Regions from separate parts of the Homo sapiens genome. Here all the other regions are linked to region 3. Evidence: chromatin contacts called from ENCODE Hi-C or POLR2A ChIA-PET data. All regions are on one chromosome and are shown on one strand. Each heading gives the region's core, a stretch centred on a gene start or an enhancer-like site at or near the end of the contact. The rest is flanking DNA. Distances are from core to core; before and after follow the strand shown. Region 1 overlaps LINC01344 (long intergenic non-protein coding RNA 1344). Region 2 overlaps LINC01344 (long intergenic non-protein coding RNA 1344). Region 3 has its middle 83 kb from the start of ZNF648.

Evidence for each region. A loop is a pair of places that touch in the nucleus more often than their neighbours do. ChIA-PET counts read pairs that join two places held with the same protein, here RNA polymerase II (POLR2A). Pooled maps may share reads with other maps.
Region 1: a pooled map shows a loop between it and region 3 (2.3-fold over the local background). The contact joins two enhancer-like sites. A Hi-C loop is called at or near these places in 4 of 168 maps with a recorded cell type or tissue (Caco-2, HepG2, PC-9 and 1 more), 6 of 37 single-sample maps with no recorded cell type and 11 of 50 pooled maps. POLR2A ChIA-PET finds 5 or more read pairs at or near these places in 4 of 52 experiments (MCF 10A, activated CD8-positive, alpha-beta memory T cell and activated naive CD4-positive, alpha-beta T cell).
Region 2: a map of K562 shows a loop between it and region 3 (10-fold over the local background). The contact joins two enhancer-like sites. A Hi-C loop is called at or near these places in 7 of 168 maps with a recorded cell type or tissue (Caco-2, HepG2, K562 and 3 more), 15 of 37 single-sample maps with no recorded cell type and 13 of 50 pooled maps. POLR2A ChIA-PET finds 5 or more read pairs at or near these places in 5 of 52 experiments (CD4-positive, alpha-beta T cell, MCF 10A, activated CD8-positive, alpha-beta memory T cell and 1 more).

The regions. Positions count from the first base shown.
Region 1 is chr1:182,229,022-182,231,721 of GRCh38, forward strand. The region is part of intron 2 of LINC01344 (long intergenic non-protein coding RNA 1344); the gene reads right to left. Among named protein-coding and RNA genes, the nearest start is that of LINC01344, 84 kb to the right of the region's middle. RefSeq lists an enhancer at 867-1,439. Within about 2 kb of position 1,330, at least 2 of the 41 ENCODE cell types and tissues checked have a DNase peak (open chromatin) inside an H3K27ac peak, as active enhancers do.
Region 2 is chr1:182,258,077-182,260,776 of GRCh38, forward strand. All of the region lies in intron 2 of LINC01344 (long intergenic non-protein coding RNA 1344), which reads right to left. Among named protein-coding and RNA genes, the nearest start is that of LINC01344, 55 kb to the right of the region's middle. Within about 2 kb of position 1,320, at least 23 of the 41 ENCODE cell types and tissues checked have a DNase peak (open chromatin) inside an H3K27ac peak, as active enhancers do.
Region 3 is chr1:182,142,885-182,145,584 of GRCh38, forward strand. No RefSeq gene overlaps it. Among named protein-coding and RNA genes, the nearest start is that of ZNF648, 83 kb to the left of the region's middle. RefSeq lists a silencer at 490-666 and enhancers at 675-1,343, 1,344-2,011. Within about 2 kb of position 1,392, at least 28 of the 41 ENCODE cell types and tissues checked have a DNase peak (open chromatin) inside an H3K27ac peak, as active enhancers do.

The DNA.
Region 1 (2,700 bases), core at 80-2,579, 86 kb after region 3:
TGCCTATAATCCCAGCACTTTGGGAGGCCAAGGCAGGCAGATCACTTGAGCCTAGGAGTTCCAGACCAGCCTGGGTAACATGGTGAAACCCCATCTCTTCTAAAATTACCAAAATTAGCCAGGTATGGTGGCATATGCCTGTGGTCCCAGCTACTCAGGAGCCTGAGGTGGGAAGATCACTTGAGCCTGAGAGGCCAAGATTGTAGTGAGCCAAGATCACGGCAGTGCACTCCAGCCTGGGGAATAGAGCGAGACTCAAGTCTCAAAATAAATAAATAAAAATAAATAAAATAACAATAGCTTACACTTATTGAGCACTTAACATGTTTGATCACAGTAATAAATACTTTAAATAATTATAAAAGCTAACATTTATTGAGTACTCACTATGTGCAGAGAATTACCTTTTTTAATCCTCCCAATTCTATGAAACTATCCACATTTTACAGATGAGGAAACCGAGGGTTAAAGAGGTTACATAGCTAGTGATAAAGAACCCAAAAGCCCAACCTAGATTTATCTGACTCCAACGCTCACTTCTTAACTAGGCATCTTGAGAGCGGTGAAGGGTAGCCATGCTGTTTTAAAGACCATATATTAGGTTGATGCAAAAGTAATTGCGGGGTTTTTTTTGCACCAGCCTAGTAGTTAAGAAAGAGAATTCCAGGAAGTACTAGTCACATATTCAACTTTAGAAAAGTGGATTTCATAAAAAATAAACCAAAAATGAATGATCCTGTGGCCAATAACTCCAAAAGATAAGATATCTCAAGGGGCTTAGAAGATTGTAAAAATTAATGTTTTGTTAATATAAACATAAATAATTCAATCTTCTTTGTGTGTATGTGTGTGTGTACATGCAGAAAATAATATGGAGAAATTAACAATTTGGCTGTCCAGGGCACTCGGATTTTAAAAGAAAGCACAAGAGATACAACAAAGACCTCCAAATAACGGTTTCAGAAAAAGCTGAGATTTGTAAAAATCCTAAGGACAACAAAGATAATTGTTTCGGTTGTGTTCAGAGCAGGAAGTCTAAGAAAAAGGCCAGGCTAAGTGCTTGAGGCAGATGGTGTAATATTACAAACAGGCACCACAATGCTAGAAACCAGCTGGAGATCATTAAGAGCAATTGCCATCAAGCCTCTATTTTCTTTTTTGATGGAATTACCAAACAGGTAATGTAGCATAGCTGGATCTGAGCAAAACATTTTTCCCAAGCTCTCACAGTAGTCTCATGGGCAAGATGTGGGAACACAGGTGGCTTCCTAACTCACTAAGCAGCTAAGCCCAAAGAGGCTTAAGTGTACTATGCTAGACTGAAGGCGAGTTGTGCCTGTGTCCTGTCCTCTTCAATACTTGCATATCAAATTTGTTCTGAGAGTGCATGTTATCACTCACAGATGACACAAAACTGGGAGAGGTGCCTAATGTGTTAAGTGACAGACTCAAGTGGCAGAAGTATCTGGCAGGCTGAAGCTAGCAAGACAAAATTTGATGCATATTTATGTAAATGTCAGTATTCACCTGAAAAGAACCTGGGAATATTAACTCACAGAAAAACAAGGAATCAAGGACAGGGCCTGCCAAAGGGTCTTTGCAGTCTTTAGCTGTATTCATACAAGTATGGTATCCAAATTAAGGAAGAACACATGTATATCCATACCAGGGAATACTATTCAGCGAGAAACAGAACAACTTCAATGAATCTCCAGAGAATTGGGAAATTATGCAGAGTAAAAAAAAAAAAATCAATTCCAAAACATCACGTGATGTATGATTCTGCTAATGCAATATTCCTGAAATGACAAAATTATAGAAATAGAAAACAAATTAGTGGTTGCCAGGGATCAGGGATGGAGTGGTGAGAGGGGAGGTGGAGGTGGGTATAAAAGGGCAATATGAGGTATCTTTGTAGTGATGGAAATGTTCTGTATCTTTTCTTCTTTCTTTTTTTTTTTTTTGAAACGAAGTCTTGCCGTGTCACCCAGCCTGGGTGCAGTGGTGCAATCATGGCTCACTGCAGCCTCGACCTCCTGGGCTCAAGCCATCCTCCCACCTCAGCCTCCCAAAGTGCCAGGATTACAGGCATGAGCCACTGTGCCTGGCCTGTTCTGTATCTTGACTGTGCCAATGTCAATATCCTGGTTGTGATATTATTCTATAATTTTGCAAGATGTTACCACGGGAGGAAACTGGATAAGTGATACAAAGGATCTCTCTATAATATTTCTTACATCTGCACATTAATTGGCAATTATCTAAAATAAAAATTCAGTTAAAAAAATTTTTTTTGTAAATTGGGAGCGTGGGTGGAGGATACAGGTAGGGGAGTAGGAGGAGAGTGAATAATCTAGATAAGCTTCCCATGAAACATTCATCCTAAAGAAGAAAGCAGGCACGGTACCATCGACCTCTCAGACTGAAGCATCCAAGGCAGCAGGAACTGTGCCCATCTTCTTCGTCACTGGATTGCGAGTGCTTCAAACTACACTGATGTATCGGGGATTAAGACAAGAGTTCCTCTCTACCCAAATAGTAGCATTAAGAGATTAAGGAACAATGAGTTGTCCCACTCTGCTTGATTCCTCAGTTTTGAGCAACAAAGAATTCATCCAAAATATGCACTTGACTCCATTTGGTTCCTGAGTTGACTAAGAAACTGACAGAGACTGAGAGGGTAGGAATAAAGCCCCAGAG
Region 2 (2,700 bases), core at 70-2,569, 120 kb after region 3:
AGCTTGCTGTTCAGAAAACAATATTTGTCAGAATAATTTTCTTTCTTTCTTTCTTTTTCCTTCCTTCCCCTTCCCTTCCCACCCCTTCCCTTTTTCTTCCTTCCTTCCCTTCCCTTTTTCTTTCTTCCTTCCTCTTTTCTTTCTTTCTCTTTATTTCTTTCTCTTTCTTTTCTTTTCTTTCTCTATTTCTTTCTTTTCCTTCCTTCCTTCCTTCCTTCCTTCCTTCCTTCCTTCCTTCCTTCCTTCTCTCCCTCCCTCCCTCCTCTCCTTCCTTCTTCCCCTTCTTCTTTCGTTTCTTCCTTCCCTCTCTTTCTGTCTTTCCATTTCTTAATAATAAGTGATGAGGCCGGGCACAGTGGCTCACGCTTGTAATCCCAGCACTTTGGGAGGCTGAGGCAGGCTGATCATGAGGTCAGGAGTTCGAGACCAGCCTGGCCAACACAGTGAAACTCTGTCTCTACTAAAAATATAAAAATTAGCTGGGCATGGTGGCGGCCGCCTGTAATCCCAGCTACTTGGGAGGCTTAGGCAGGGAATCTCTTGAACCTGGGAGGCGGAAGTTGCAGTGAGCCGAGATCGTGCCACTGCACTCCAGCCTGGGAGACAGAGCTAGACACCATCTCAAAATAAATAAATTAATAAATATAAAAAAAATAAGTGATGAATGTTGGACATGGTGGCTCATGCCTGTAATCCCAACACTTTGGGACTACACCGGTAATCCCAGCACTTTGGGCCAATGCAGGTGGATCACCCGAGGTCAGGAGTTCAAGGCCAGCCTGGCCAACATAGTGAAACCCCATCTCTCCTAAAAATACAAAAATTAGCCTGTAATCCCAGCTATTCAGGAGGCTGAGGCAGCAGAATTGCTTGAACCCAGGAGGTGGAGGTTGCAGTGAGCCAAGATCGTGACCACTGTACTTCAGCCTGGGCAACAGAGTGAGACTCCATCTCAAAAATATAATAAAAATAAAAATAATAAGTGATGAAACTTTTGGAAGTTTGGTGACTTGGGCCCAGTGTCTTTATCTCAGAGCTTATATTCACGTGTGACCAGTTAGTTAAATTGTCCAGAAATGCAAAACAGTAATCACAGGGACCCATCCTGAGTCTTCCACGGAGGTTAACTCTGGTCTATGACCCAGACTTCTTCCCTTTTCCCTCAGAATCAGCCACCTTCTTGCCTCATAAAAACAGGGAGGGGTTATCATGCCTCCCTCCCCTCTCACATGACCTTGCAAGGCTTCAGTTACAGTGTCTTACCATGAGCCCACGTGTCACAGCACTAGCAGAGCCAGCCTCACTTAACTGCCTTTTGTTGCCAACATTAACTGCTGGGCTTCCTGGGTGCTTCAAACCAGAAGCCTTCCTGGGGGCTTAACATCAGAAGCATCTCAACACGTAGCACCAGGGCCACAGGCTATGACTGGAACTCTTGTGGTTGTGCCCTGTGGTCATTTTGCCAGTTATGAGTGAACCTCAAACAATCGACAACTGGGGCTCTGTCCCAATAACCTCCCTGATAGCTTGCATGTTTCTCTTAACCTCATGAGTCTGCAGAAGCAGGCTGGCAAGTGTTCAAGAACAGGCCATCTCATGAGGTTTCCTGTACTTCCTGCCACTGCTGTCGCTGCTGCCAGGGGCACACTCCCCCAGAAAAGCCTTTCTCATGATAGGTTAGCATTTCTGCTACCAGTTGTGGCAGAGGCCAGATGTGAAGGGCATGAAAAGGCAAAATAATGAAAAGGAAATATACCCTCCACTTTCTTGTTTTAGAGCTTTTTTTCCTTTGTTTTTGTGGATTTGTTTTGGAGGAAAGGGAATAGAAGAAAGGGGTGATGGTTTGAAAAATTAACATGTAAGCCCGTGTAAAATTTGCAAAGAGGATTCACAGCGGGTTGGAAGAGGAAGAGGTCGTGTCATTGTGGAATTAGCCAAAGGAATGTGCAGCCCTTTCAGTTGTACACTAAAATGGCAGAAGTTTGCACCAGTCAAAACCAACATCCCAGTTCTTTCCCTGCATTCACCTGGGTCCTCTTTCATGAAGTCTCTGTCCAGTTCATTGAGTGGTATTGTCTTATACTCAAGAGGAAATCACCAGGTTCAGCACAGTAGGGAACATTGACAGACTGTGGTCACCACAGCCAGATGTTCCAAACTGTCCTGAAGGGCTGAGAAGCTTGTCATGTTCAATAATGTATCCCAGTGCCCAGAAAAGTGCTTGGTACCAAACTGACACTCAAGAGATTATAAATATCCCTTGATGATTGAATAAATGAATAGAGGTGATTTTGGCTGACATTAACATTAGATTTAGAGAAAAATAGTTATTTTATAGCAAAACAGATATAAATTACTTTATTACCATAGAATAATCTCTGTCCCCTTTCTTTGTTCACTATCTTTATTAATCCATAAGTGAATCTCCCCTGCCCCATCCCCAGTCATATACCCATATGAAGTGCTGACATTTTATTTTTCTGTACTCACTGATGACAGATTTTTTTTAAAAAAGATGGCAGCTTGCACAAGGAGCAGGGTGGTCGACGTTACCTGACAAGGTCCCTGGCCTGTGTATCTTCTCCTCAAAGCCTCAAATGCTCATGCAGCCCAAGGATAGAGGGAACCAGAGAGCTGTGGTCAGCCTGAAGTGACTTTGCCACATCTGAAATGACCCATGAGCTAAGGGCCTATGGAGAC
Region 3 (2,700 bases), core at 142-2,641:
GGTGGCATGCCCACACTCCGTCCCTGGACAAGGGAAGCTCAAATTCAAATAGTATACAACATTGTGCTTCTCACATAGTAAAACCAGTCTTTCAGAAATGTGTCCTGAATTCCTAAGGGGAGGAAGGGAGAAAGATCCTCCAGAAAATAAAAAAAAAAATTCCAATAAAACGAAGTTGGTCCACTGGCAATATAGTACAAAACAAAGATCTTGGTAAGAAAACATCTCCCTGATTTTGGGGTTCCCATGAAAATAACACAGGTCCCCATGAAAATAACGTAGATGAAGCAGCAGAGAACTGACAAAGGCTGTGGAAACATGGAAAGAGTAATGATAACGCAGAAATCAGAGGTGAAGTAAAAGCACAAGTGAACCTTCACAAAGCTGGGCTAAGTGATATTAACGTAGCTGCTATTAACCAGAAATTCCCAGTCAAGTCAACCAGGCTTGGCAGTGGTGGCCACCAGAGGGCGCTAGAGTAGAGTCCGTGGGAGAACTTCAGCGGTGGCCCTGCAGGTTTGAGAGGCACCTTCCCGGAGGATGGATTTGAAGGGCTGAGGGTCCAGCAGTTCTGTGGGTTGGCGGCTCACAGGAGAAAGCATGAAGACATACTTCCATCCTCACACCCCCGAAGGTCCTTGCCTGGACTGGAAGCTAAAGAAGCGCATGCTACATTGTTTTCCTAGTGACAAAAATCCCAGCTGGCCTCTGGTTAACTTTTCAAACAAATGGCACTGATGTGATATTGGGCGAACTCTAGGTGTCACTGACCTAATAAAAAGAAAAAAGCTATTTGCTTCCCATTTTCCGATGCAGTGAGGATTTCACAGTGATCTCAAACACAGTGAAATACATAAAAAGAGCCTAGCTTAATGGGGGCACCCAGCAAATGCCCAATAAACATCTGTTCCCTTTCCTCAATAAACCCCATTTGCCTCTCAGCCTGCAGCCTCCCACACTGGTGGACCCACGTGCCCCTCAGAAGTGAAGCTTTTGGCCCCTGTAAAGCAGCAGCCCCTCTGGCCAGAGAGTCTTTTGTCCCAGAGCCTTTGTTGTTCCAGATTTCTCACTGTGAGGCCTCAGCAGCTGCCAGGGGGCCACCCCAGGAGCTGGAATCAGAGCTCAGAAAGACAGCAGTCCTTCTTCTGCTCCTTTCTGGGCCCGCATGCCCCAGCCCCACACCCAGCCTCAACCACACTGCCCTGCACACCCTCACCGTGCCCCCACTTCTCCACAATGTGTTTCTAATCTGCCCAGGAACAGTCACCAGCTCACTTTTCCTGCCTGGTCTCATTAGCGTGGCCTCTGGGCCTGGGCCTGGGTGTGTAGCCCAGAGGCTTGCACGGAGGTGATCAGATTGCAGGGAACAGTATGTTTCCCTCCCTGCCTCTGCTTGTTTTCTTCAGGGGCCAGGGCCAGCCAGCTGAGCTGTCTTCCTCTTCCCCGGCTTCTCATCCTCCCTCACACATGGTCTGACTTCAGTGGGTGGGGGGATGAGCAGAGGGTGTGACACACACGAGTGTGCATGACTGGCATGTAGGGAGTGTGAGTTGTGGGCAGGTTTCTTAAGGGGAGGCAAGGCTGCTACTACTCCGGGAAACAGGCCTGGGAGCCAGGGGGAGTGGAGGAGGAAGGCCAAGCTGGGGATTTGTACAGACCAGTTCTGGCCAGATCTCTTAAAATGTTTTGTTCTTGCATTGCTGCTGCTGCTGCTGTTGGTTTTTTTCCCCCCTTCCCTGTGCTGAGCTGTCATTTCTTAGTCCAGCCAGGCCCTTATGAACTTCTGGTTCCTCTAAACGGTAAACACCCTGGTTTTCCAGACTACACCATAGCTCTCTTTTCTTATTTGCCTTCAAAATACACTTTAAAAAAAAAAAAAAGAAAGTAGAAAATGGCAATATCAGTGATAAGGGCAGGGCATGCACTGAAAAAGAACAGTTCAATCTAACATTTATCGAGCCTGCCACCTTCCTCAGCTTTATTCTCTCCTTTCTTGTTCTTGGTAACAGCAGATAAGAAATCAGCTGTGGGTCAATACGTGAAAAATGTTCACTCTTTTAGAGTAGTATTAAAATAAATATTTTCAATGACAACATTAAGCAGTTAATAATTAAAGCATGTGCATATGTATACTTAAAAGGGGCTGGAGTCCCTTCTGTCCAAATCAAATTTTCCACAAGCGTTGGTAACAAGGTGGCTGGGAATGTTGAGATGTGAGACTGGCCTTCCAAGGATCAGGAGGGCAGCTGGTGGTGGGTCTGCTCTCTCTCATCACTCTCAGTGGCGACATCACCGTCCATCCTCCCCAGTACTAAGATCTGCTTCAGGAAAGAGCCTGAAACCAGCCACATGTATCTCATGTTGGTGAAGGAAAATCACAGTAGTGGTCCTCAGTGGGACTCTAAAATGACTTCACATCAGCCTCATTTGGTAAATGAGGAAACTGAGGCTCCAAGAGGTGATGTGTGTCACCCAAGTTTCCATAGCAGAGCTAGAAAAAGACCTTGTTCCTGGGGTCCTGGGAGAGGGTCCTACTGCCCAGCTCTGACGGATGAAAGGAAGGCTTTTTTCCATGGTACCAGCTGTTGCTATGGGCAACCCTAGAGATCACTCTGTGGGGTGTGGGATCCTTCGGGAGAGCTTGTGCTTCCATTTGGAGAGACTTCACAAAGAGGGTGTGCCATGGGGACTAACATAAAA